2 separate regions of the Homo sapiens genome follow, and region 1 is linked to region 2. A link is a contact called in ENCODE Hi-C or POLR2A ChIA-PET data. All regions are on one chromosome and are shown on one strand. Each heading gives the region's core, a stretch centred on a gene start or an enhancer-like site at or near the end of the contact. The rest is flanking DNA. Distances are from core to core; before and after follow the strand shown. Region 1 has its middle 660 kb from the start of DIAPH3-AS1. Region 2 has its middle 550 kb from the start of DIAPH3-AS1.

The links. A loop is a pair of places that touch in the nucleus more often than their neighbours do. ChIA-PET counts read pairs that join two places held with the same protein, here RNA polymerase II (POLR2A). Pooled maps may share reads with other maps.
Region 1: a pooled map shows a loop between it and region 2 (2.9-fold over the local background). The contact joins two enhancer-like sites. A Hi-C loop is called at or near these places in 2 of 50 pooled maps. POLR2A ChIA-PET finds 5 or more read pairs at or near these places in 3 of 52 experiments (MCF 10A, PC-3 and SK-N-SH).

The regions. Positions count from the first base shown.
Region 1 is chr13:59,354,506-59,358,417 of GRCh38, reverse strand. No RefSeq gene overlaps it. Among named protein-coding and RNA genes, the nearest start is that of DIAPH3-AS1, 660 kb to the left of the region's middle. Within about 2 kb of position 1,522, at least 10 of the 41 ENCODE cell types and tissues checked have a DNase peak (open chromatin) inside an H3K27ac peak, as active enhancers do.
Region 2 is chr13:59,457,558-59,462,003 of GRCh38, reverse strand. No RefSeq gene overlaps it. Among named protein-coding and RNA genes, the nearest start is that of DIAPH3-AS1, 550 kb to the left of the region's middle. Within about 2 kb of position 2,791, at least 6 of the 41 ENCODE cell types and tissues checked have a DNase peak (open chromatin) inside an H3K27ac peak, as active enhancers do.

The DNA of each region.
Region 1 (3,912 bases), core at 273-2,772, 100 kb after region 2:
CAGCTCCTTCAGTGGAACTTTCTCCAACAGAGCAGACCTTGATGCTTTGCTTAGATGCCCTCAGCTCCCTTTAGCACTTCTCTGTGTTTTCTTGGGCTCAGTATGCACTTCCCTGTGACCACAGGCACCTGGAACTTTCTTTGAAGGACTGCCCAGGCTACCGCAGCCTCTTTGTCTACACGTCCAGAGACTCCCGCAGAGAGCTGTAGTGCCTAAGAGCTCGCTTCCCAGAGAGGACCGTGGCCAATGGGTGACTGGTGCAGAAGCTTGGAAGCCCATTTCCTTTGCCCCAGGACAATCTCTGAGGTGTTAACTTATATTGCAAACATCCTGTGGAGGATCAGGCTGAAGCAATCTTCTGTGAGATGTTGAGATATTACCCTGGCTTGACTTCTTCCCCGTTCTGGTCTGGCTTTCCCCATTCCTTTAGCAGTTTATTTTAAAGCACTTTCATAATGCACATCCTACCTCAGGGTCTGTTTCACAGGAAATTGACCTAAAACACAAGTTTTCTGTTGTACCATTTCTTTGAATTCTAAGAGCAATTGCTAGTTAGTTGAACACTAGTAATAGGCTCTGCCGTATTGCTTGCTCTTTTTTCCCTCAGAGATTGTGATCTCTCTGACGATGGCTGGAATCCTATTTAATGTTTACTGTTTTTATTTTGTTGTTTTATCTCTCATCTAATTTTAAAAAAGGTCTTTAAGGCCGGGCGCGGTGGCTCAGGTCTGTAATCCCAGCGTTTTGGGAAGCCAAGGTGGGTGGATCACCTGAGGCCAGGAGTTTGAGACCAGCCTGACCAACATGGAGAAACCCCGTCTCTACTAAAAATACACAATTAGCCAGGTGTGGTAGTGCATGCCTGTAATCCCAGCTACTCGGGAGGCTGAGGCAGGAGAATTGCTTGAACCCGGGAGACAGAGGTTGTGGTGAGCTGAGATCGCACCATTGCACTCCAGCCTGGGCAACAAGAGTGAAACTCTGTCTCAAAAAAAAAAAAAAGAGATTTTTAAGAGCTTTGCAATAAATGAGTAAATAGGATAAAACCAAAGTCAGTGGATAGAAAATGAAGTATGAGAATCAAAACATAAAGGGAGTGGGGAAGAGGAAAAACCAACAACTTCAGACTGAGAGAGGCAACTGAAATTAAGAATCATATTTAGTTTGTGCTTCTTAGCAGCTTGGACAAAGATGGAAACATAATTTCCTAGATAATTTTTAATCCTTAGTAGTACAAAGTTGTTTTAGTTATCTATTGCTGTGTAACAAATTACCCCCAAATTTAGCAGCTTGAAACAACAAACATTTATTATCTCTCACGGTTTCTGAGGGGCAGAAAACAGGGAGCAGCTTAGCTGGGTGGCTCTGGCTCACTGTCTCTCACAAGGTAGCAGTCAAGCTGTTGGCAACAGCTGCAGTCCCATCAAGGCTTGACTGGGGCTGGAGAATCCATTTCCAAACTCGCTCATGTGGTTGTTGGCAGGCCCCAGTTCCTCGCTGGCTGATGTCCAGAGGCCTCCCTTCCTGCCACATGTGCCTCTCTACAGGCTGCTGAACGTGCTCATGACGCAGCAGCTGCTTTCCCTAGAGTGGCTTATCTGAGAAAAAGAGAGAAAGCCGAGATGGAAGCTGCAGTGTGTTACAGCCTACTCTGGGAAATGATAAACTCTCACTTCTGCTGTATGTTATGCATCTCACCGATCAACCCCAGTGCAACGTGGGAGGGAATGCCACACTGTGCGAATGCCAGGAAGTGGAGATCACTGGAGGCCATCCTGGAGGAGGATGACCACAGAAGTATATGGCATATATTAATTTCTCCTGATAAGATGAAGCTGATAAGAGTGAAAAAGATAATTCAAAGGAGGATCATGTGTACTTTCTTTTTGTATGCTCCATTTGCTCATTGTGTAAAGGGTTCTCAGCAAATATTTATGGATATTCAAAAATCTACTAGTCTTCCAAGTTGTTTTCTTCATAAAGAAAAGCAGGTCAGCTGCAAGCATAAAGGACAAAATATAATGTACAGGATACTGTAGTGGATGCTAACTTGGGTATTTTAAGTCAATGTTCTTTTAAAAAGTGTCATAGCTATGTCACCTCCTCTATATTTCTAATGCTAACACTCTAAAGCAAGTGCTTAGATTTCTGCAGGAGCTTCTCAATGTACTTTCCCTTTGTCTAGATTCTCTTATGCTATATCTCACTTTCATCATGTCATTATTGTTTAATGACTCATCACTAATAGAATAAAATCCAATCACCTTGACTTTTCAAAAGCACAATTCATCTATTCAAGTCTCTATTCCATTGCTTCCATCAGGAGCCCTTTACTTTAACCTGGAACTATTCTCACTGCTTTCCAAAAGTCCATGCTAATGTTTAACTCTTAACTTTTTCTTGTTGCTGTATCCCCTTCTGGGAATTTCTTATTCTATTATTTGGCATCTCCATGTCCTTGTTCAGCCAGCCTTCCCAGTGTTTACATATCTTCAGCACGTCTGCCTTAGTGCAAGGCCTCAGTATTTCTTAGGTGGATTGTTATCTTAACGACTTTTTCAATTCCTGGGTTCCTTCTGCTTTATCCTCCCTGTTTCTCCTTTGTTGTTTTTACACGTCAAACTGATTGTATAATTTTGTTTACAACAAAACACTTTGAGAGCTTGACCCTTAGTAGGTACTCAGTAATTGTTAATTGCATGAATAAAATGTCCAGGCAAATTCCCACTCCCATTTCCATGAAGTTTTAACATAATTTTGCATCTCACTTTGATCTTTTCTGTGTTTGAAGTCCTGCGATACTTATTGTCTGCATCACTTATTTTGATGTTCTATAATATGCTTCCTCCTATTATCACTTAATTCTTCTCTTATCTTTCATTCATTCATATATTTGTTCATTCATTTATTCAACACCTTTCTTGATAGGCTACTCTATGCCACAGATTATGCTAGGTCTTGGGAGAATAGAATGCTTGGCAAACACAGATAAGATTTCTGCTTTCATGGCCCTTGGAGTCTACTTGTAAACAGAGACAATGATTAAATTATCACATCAAAAGAGTGTATTAGTCCATTCTCATACTGCTGTAAAGATAATACCTGAGACTGGGTAATCTATAAAGAAAAAAGTTTTAATTGACTCACAGTTCCACATGGCTGGGGAGGCCTCAGGAAACTTACAATAATGGAAGAAGGCAAAGAGGAAACAAGGGACATCTTACATGGTGGCAGGAGAAGGGGGAAGTGCCAGACATGTATCAAACCAGATCTTATGAGAGCTCACTCACTATCATGAGAATAGCATGGGGGAAACCACCCCCATGATCCAATCCCCTCCCACCAGGTCCCTCCCTCGACATGTAGGAATTACAATTTGGATTACAATTTGAGATGAGAATTTTGTGGAGACACCGCCAAACCATATCTGAGGGTATAATTACAGATTGAGAAAAGTGTTATGAAGGAAGAGTACATGGTTGCATGAAGGCATGTAATAAAGGAAGCAGTCCTAGACCTGGACTTCAGAGAGGCTCCTCTGAGGAAGTGACCTTTGGACTGAGATCTGAACAATGAGTAGAAACCACACAGAAAAGAGGGCTAGGAGGAAGGAGTGAGGGTAAAAGACAGTGTTTTAAGCATTGCAGTGGCATGCGCAATGACTCTGTGGTGGGATAAAGATTTAAAAGAAGGCCAGGGTGTTTAGATCCAGAAACAGAAAAAAGACTAATGGAAACATTGATGAAATCTGAATAATGTACAGAGTTTAGTTACTAATTAATGTTCTAATGTTGGTTTCTAAGTTTTCACAAACATTTCACAGTAATGGAAAATAATAAGAGAAACTGAACCCAGGTGAGGGGTATACGGGAACTATCTATGCAATTTTTCTGTAAATCTAAAATTCTTCTA
Region 2 (4,446 bases), core at 1,542-4,041:
AAAAACAAAAACAAAAAACCCCAGAAAATTAGATTATCAATTGAGTTATTTAACCAGGAAAAGAAAAATGGACACATACAATTACCTGATATTTTTTTGGAAATTTTCAAAACCAGTTGTATACATCCTCAGAAAAGAGAAAAGAAATAAGAATTTGCATTGAAGTAGCAGTATTTTATTTGGTATAAAGAAGAGTTTGGAGTCTCTAAAGTCTGAGAATTGTGTATGGGGGAAGGTTACAGAATAACATATCTAGACATTTTTATAAAATGAAGCACCTTCTTTGAAGGACTTTAATCAGTCAAGATTTGAGTTCCTATTATGTTCAAGGCACTGGGTGGGTGGGTACTGGGACTGCTGCAGTGGCAAGATATGGTAGCTACACATAAGACAGGAAACAGATGTGCAAATAGATAACATAATACAATGGAATGAGGACAAGAGTGGAATTGTGATCTCAATGTGGGAGATCAGAGGAATTCACTTTGTCCTGGGCAGTTAGGGGAATCTTCAGAGAAGACTTAATATGAGCGTCGAAGGATAAGTAAGAGATGGCCTGAAGAAGTTTGCTAGCATTCACTTTAGCGAGTGTTATTTACCGTTACATGATAAGGGTAATAAAAGAACATGCCCTGTGGAATCTAACACTCCTGAGTTCAGTTCCTTGCTCCACCACTTTCTTCTTCTTCTTCTTTTTTTTTCCCTTGAGAGACAGTCGCCCAGGCTGGAGTGCAGTGGCATGATCTCGGCTCACTGAAACCACCACCTCCAGCGTTCAAGCGATTCTCATGCCTCAGCCTGCAGCGTAGCTGGGATTACAGGCGCGCACCACCATGTCTGGCTAATTTTTGTATTTTTTCGGTAGAGACGGGGTTTCACCAAGTTGGCCAGGCTGGTCTCAAACTCCTGAGCTCATGTGATCCACCTGCCTCAGCTTCCCAGAGTGCTGAGATTACAGGCGTGAGACACCGTGCTCGGCCGACTTTCTGATGGCATAGTTTGGGCATACTATTTAATCTCTCTCTGAGCCTATACTTTCTCTTTTGAATAACAACATGGTATGCTCCATGAGAAAATAAATGAGATAAATGAGAAAACAGTAAACACATGCCTTTGAGTCTTATAGATATTTCTGTACATAATGTCAACAAATTTAGGGTCTAACTGATATCATAATTACACTCCTGAACACATTATTTGGAACAAAGCCGCTCCTTTTATAAGCGCCCACATTCTTTGCTTGATCCCACTGTTCAAAGATTTTTGTTCATTTTCTGTTCTAGATTTTCCCTTACAACACTTGTACTGGATTGAATTCTGTCCCCTACAAAATTCATGTCCATACAGAACCTCAGAATATGACTTACTTTAGAAATAGCGTCTTTGCAGATATAATTAATTATATTAAGATGAAGTCATGCAGAATTAGTGTGGGCTCTAAATCTAGTATGACTTGTGCCCTTATAAGAGAGGGGAAGACACACAGGGTCACAGGGAAGAAGGCCATTTAAAGAGAGTAGCAGAGAAAGGACCCAGGCTGCCACAAGTCACAGAATGCCAAGGATTGCTGACAACCACCAGAAACTTCAAGAGGCAAGGAAGGACTCTTCCCTAGGCTCTGAAGGGCCTTTGGAGGTAGCATGCCCTTGCTGATGCTTTGATTTTGGATTTCTAGCCTCTAATACTATAAGAGAATAAATTTCTTTTTTAGGCTACCCAGTTTTTGTTACTTTGTTATAGCAGCCCTTGGAAACTAATACAACATCTATACGCCATCTACCTTCCATTTAAAGTCATGACTTAATTCTGAAGGCATGTAGTGGCTTTGTAACATGTTGAACTGACAGGGCTGTGCTGCATTTCCTAGAACCCCCTTCTCTGTCTGTTTCTAATTAAGCTGTGCCACAAGATACATTTTTGTGCAAGCTTTGGGGGCACAAACTCTAACAGCAGCCATATTTTTTTTATGCTTAGAATATTGAGGTAGGGCCACCGGGTGCTTTTGTGGTTCAAATACCTTGCTCCTCATCTGCCTGCTCACCTCATTGGTGTTTAAGGCAGCAGCCTCACCTGCAATTGCTGTGCCTTCCCCTGCATCCTTTTTCAGCTTCTTTGACTCCTGGCCCAGGTGTGTATTTACCTCAGTGAAGAAGAGTCCATCTTCTCCTGCAGGAGACAGTGAGAAACTGACATGGTTTGAGCTTTTCCTTGTTCTCTCTACTTGATTTACATCCACCCATTCCTTCCAGACTGCCTGCCCAGCAGACATCAAGCTCCAGCATCAAATGCAAAGACAATGGCCTTGCAGACACTGTTTTACCAGCTCCCTCAATTTTCTAAAGTCAAATCTCTATAATAAATTGCTTCTCTAATTAGACCCTCACAGATGTAGGTACTCAGGGCCCCATAGCTTGGTCCTAAGTTTTCAGACAAGATCATTTCTCCCTGTCTACAGATGAGACAGCTATAATTTAAAAATCCTTGCACCCAAAGTTCTCAAACATACCAGGTGAAATGCCAAGTGGTGTTTTATGTGAACTTACTTTTGTGGTTTTCAGCCTCCAGTGAATTTAGTGGCTCAGCATAAAGATCTCTCACTTCCTCTCCCTCATGTTTGTGACACTTCTTTCCCTTGCTCTGCTGCCACAGACAAAGAAAATTACAGGCAGCTCCTACTGTTCCCTTCTTCGACTCCCACCAGGAGCAGTAGGCTCCAGGGTTCACATTCTGTTTTACAAAGGCTTTTTCAGCCATCGTTCGGGAAGACCTTGGCTCGACTGTCAGCAGGAACCGTGGCTATCTGCAGCTGGAGCCTCAGAGGAGAGGCCCTGACTCCACAGTGGCAACCCTTCCCTTCAACCTTGTCGTAGTTCTCTTTCCCGAGAGCCAGACAATGTAATCTGAGACATCCTGGTGCTGATGGGAAGAAGATGAATCACAATGCAATGGGCGTTGGATTTTTTTTTTTTTTAAAGCTCTCATTTCCTTTGTGCGTAAAAGCTGGACATGACATTTGCAACTGGCTCTACCAGGCAGTTCTCCTTGTGCCAGCACCAAGTATACTCTCATAATATGGCCCACAGTGAAAGCTTCATGCAATTGTAATGAAGATCCTGTAGCCAGAATGAATGACTCCATTCACTGCAAACATAGAACTTGCTATGGATGTTCAATTACATTTGATGTCTCCTGGATAGCGTAGAAGGGGAGGTGAACAGTGATGTCAGCTTGGACGAAGACAGGTTAGAATAAGCAAAAAGGGGACTTGCTGTTCTCATTTCTAGTCAGCATGCCAGTAGAATGGTGTCTGTAACCTGGCACTCTGTTCTTAATAGGTTATTGATAATGGTCTTTATTCATTTTTAGAGGACTCTTCCATAGCTCCAGTTGTCCCCCAACCCAGCCCCAACTCAATGTCTCTAAGTTGCCATATTTCTGTGACTTGATTTACCCTATTCTTTCTGCAAGGATATTTCTTGCCTTTTCTGTACTTCAAGAACTCCTGCTCATGTTTTGAGAACTAGCTGAAACATTCTATCATTGACATCTTCAGAGAAACGGAACTTTTTCTACTGTGTTCCCAGCATCTTTTAAGAATCTTTATTATAATCCACAGTCCAAATCACATAATTATTTACTTACCTGTCTAGTATCTAAACTTCTTGTGGACTTGACTGATTCATCAGAACCTAGAACAGTTCCTGGAACTAATGTGGAACTAATAGCTTTTCTTTTTTGAAGAGAATTGGATAATATTGAGAAGAGAGTGATTGGCTTGGCTAAAGAACATTAAATTAGCATTTTGAGTATCTGGATTGTAATCCCCAATTCTGTTACTATCCATATGACCTTAAGGGTTTTAAATGGCTGGTCAGGGTTGAGTGACACTGACTAGTGAAGCAAGTCTCAATTTCTTTTGCCTTGATGTCTTCATTTGCTAATTGGTGGATATGATAATCACCCTTGCTAACTCATGGGTTTGTCTTAAGAATCAAATGAAACACAAAATATAAAAATGTCCCTGTTCCCCCCATCAATAGAGCATAGAGCAATGCCAGTTATTTTCGTTAACGCTTTTATAAGATCTTCAGAGGTTCAGGGATGGACAGGCTCCTTGTAACCTGGGGCTCTTCTCTCTGATGCTGGGCTGTTAGAACAGGCTGACCTGGACTAAGGACTTGTTCCTCTGACCTGTGATTGGTGGAAAGAGTCCCAGTGAAGGCCATTGGCTTCTGAGATTTAGGTGAATGAACTTTGTTATGTGGCTTGTTTGTTGTGGGCTTTCTGCCTGCCTCCCCAGGCTCCTAACAGGTGATATACACAGTAAAAATACTAGTGACCACTTGGAAGACACGAGTTTGAAATCACGAGTTAGTGAATGGGCTGAATTCCCTGGGAACAGTCATTCAATCAATAAATATTTCTTAGGCAGCTATGGAAAGAGCT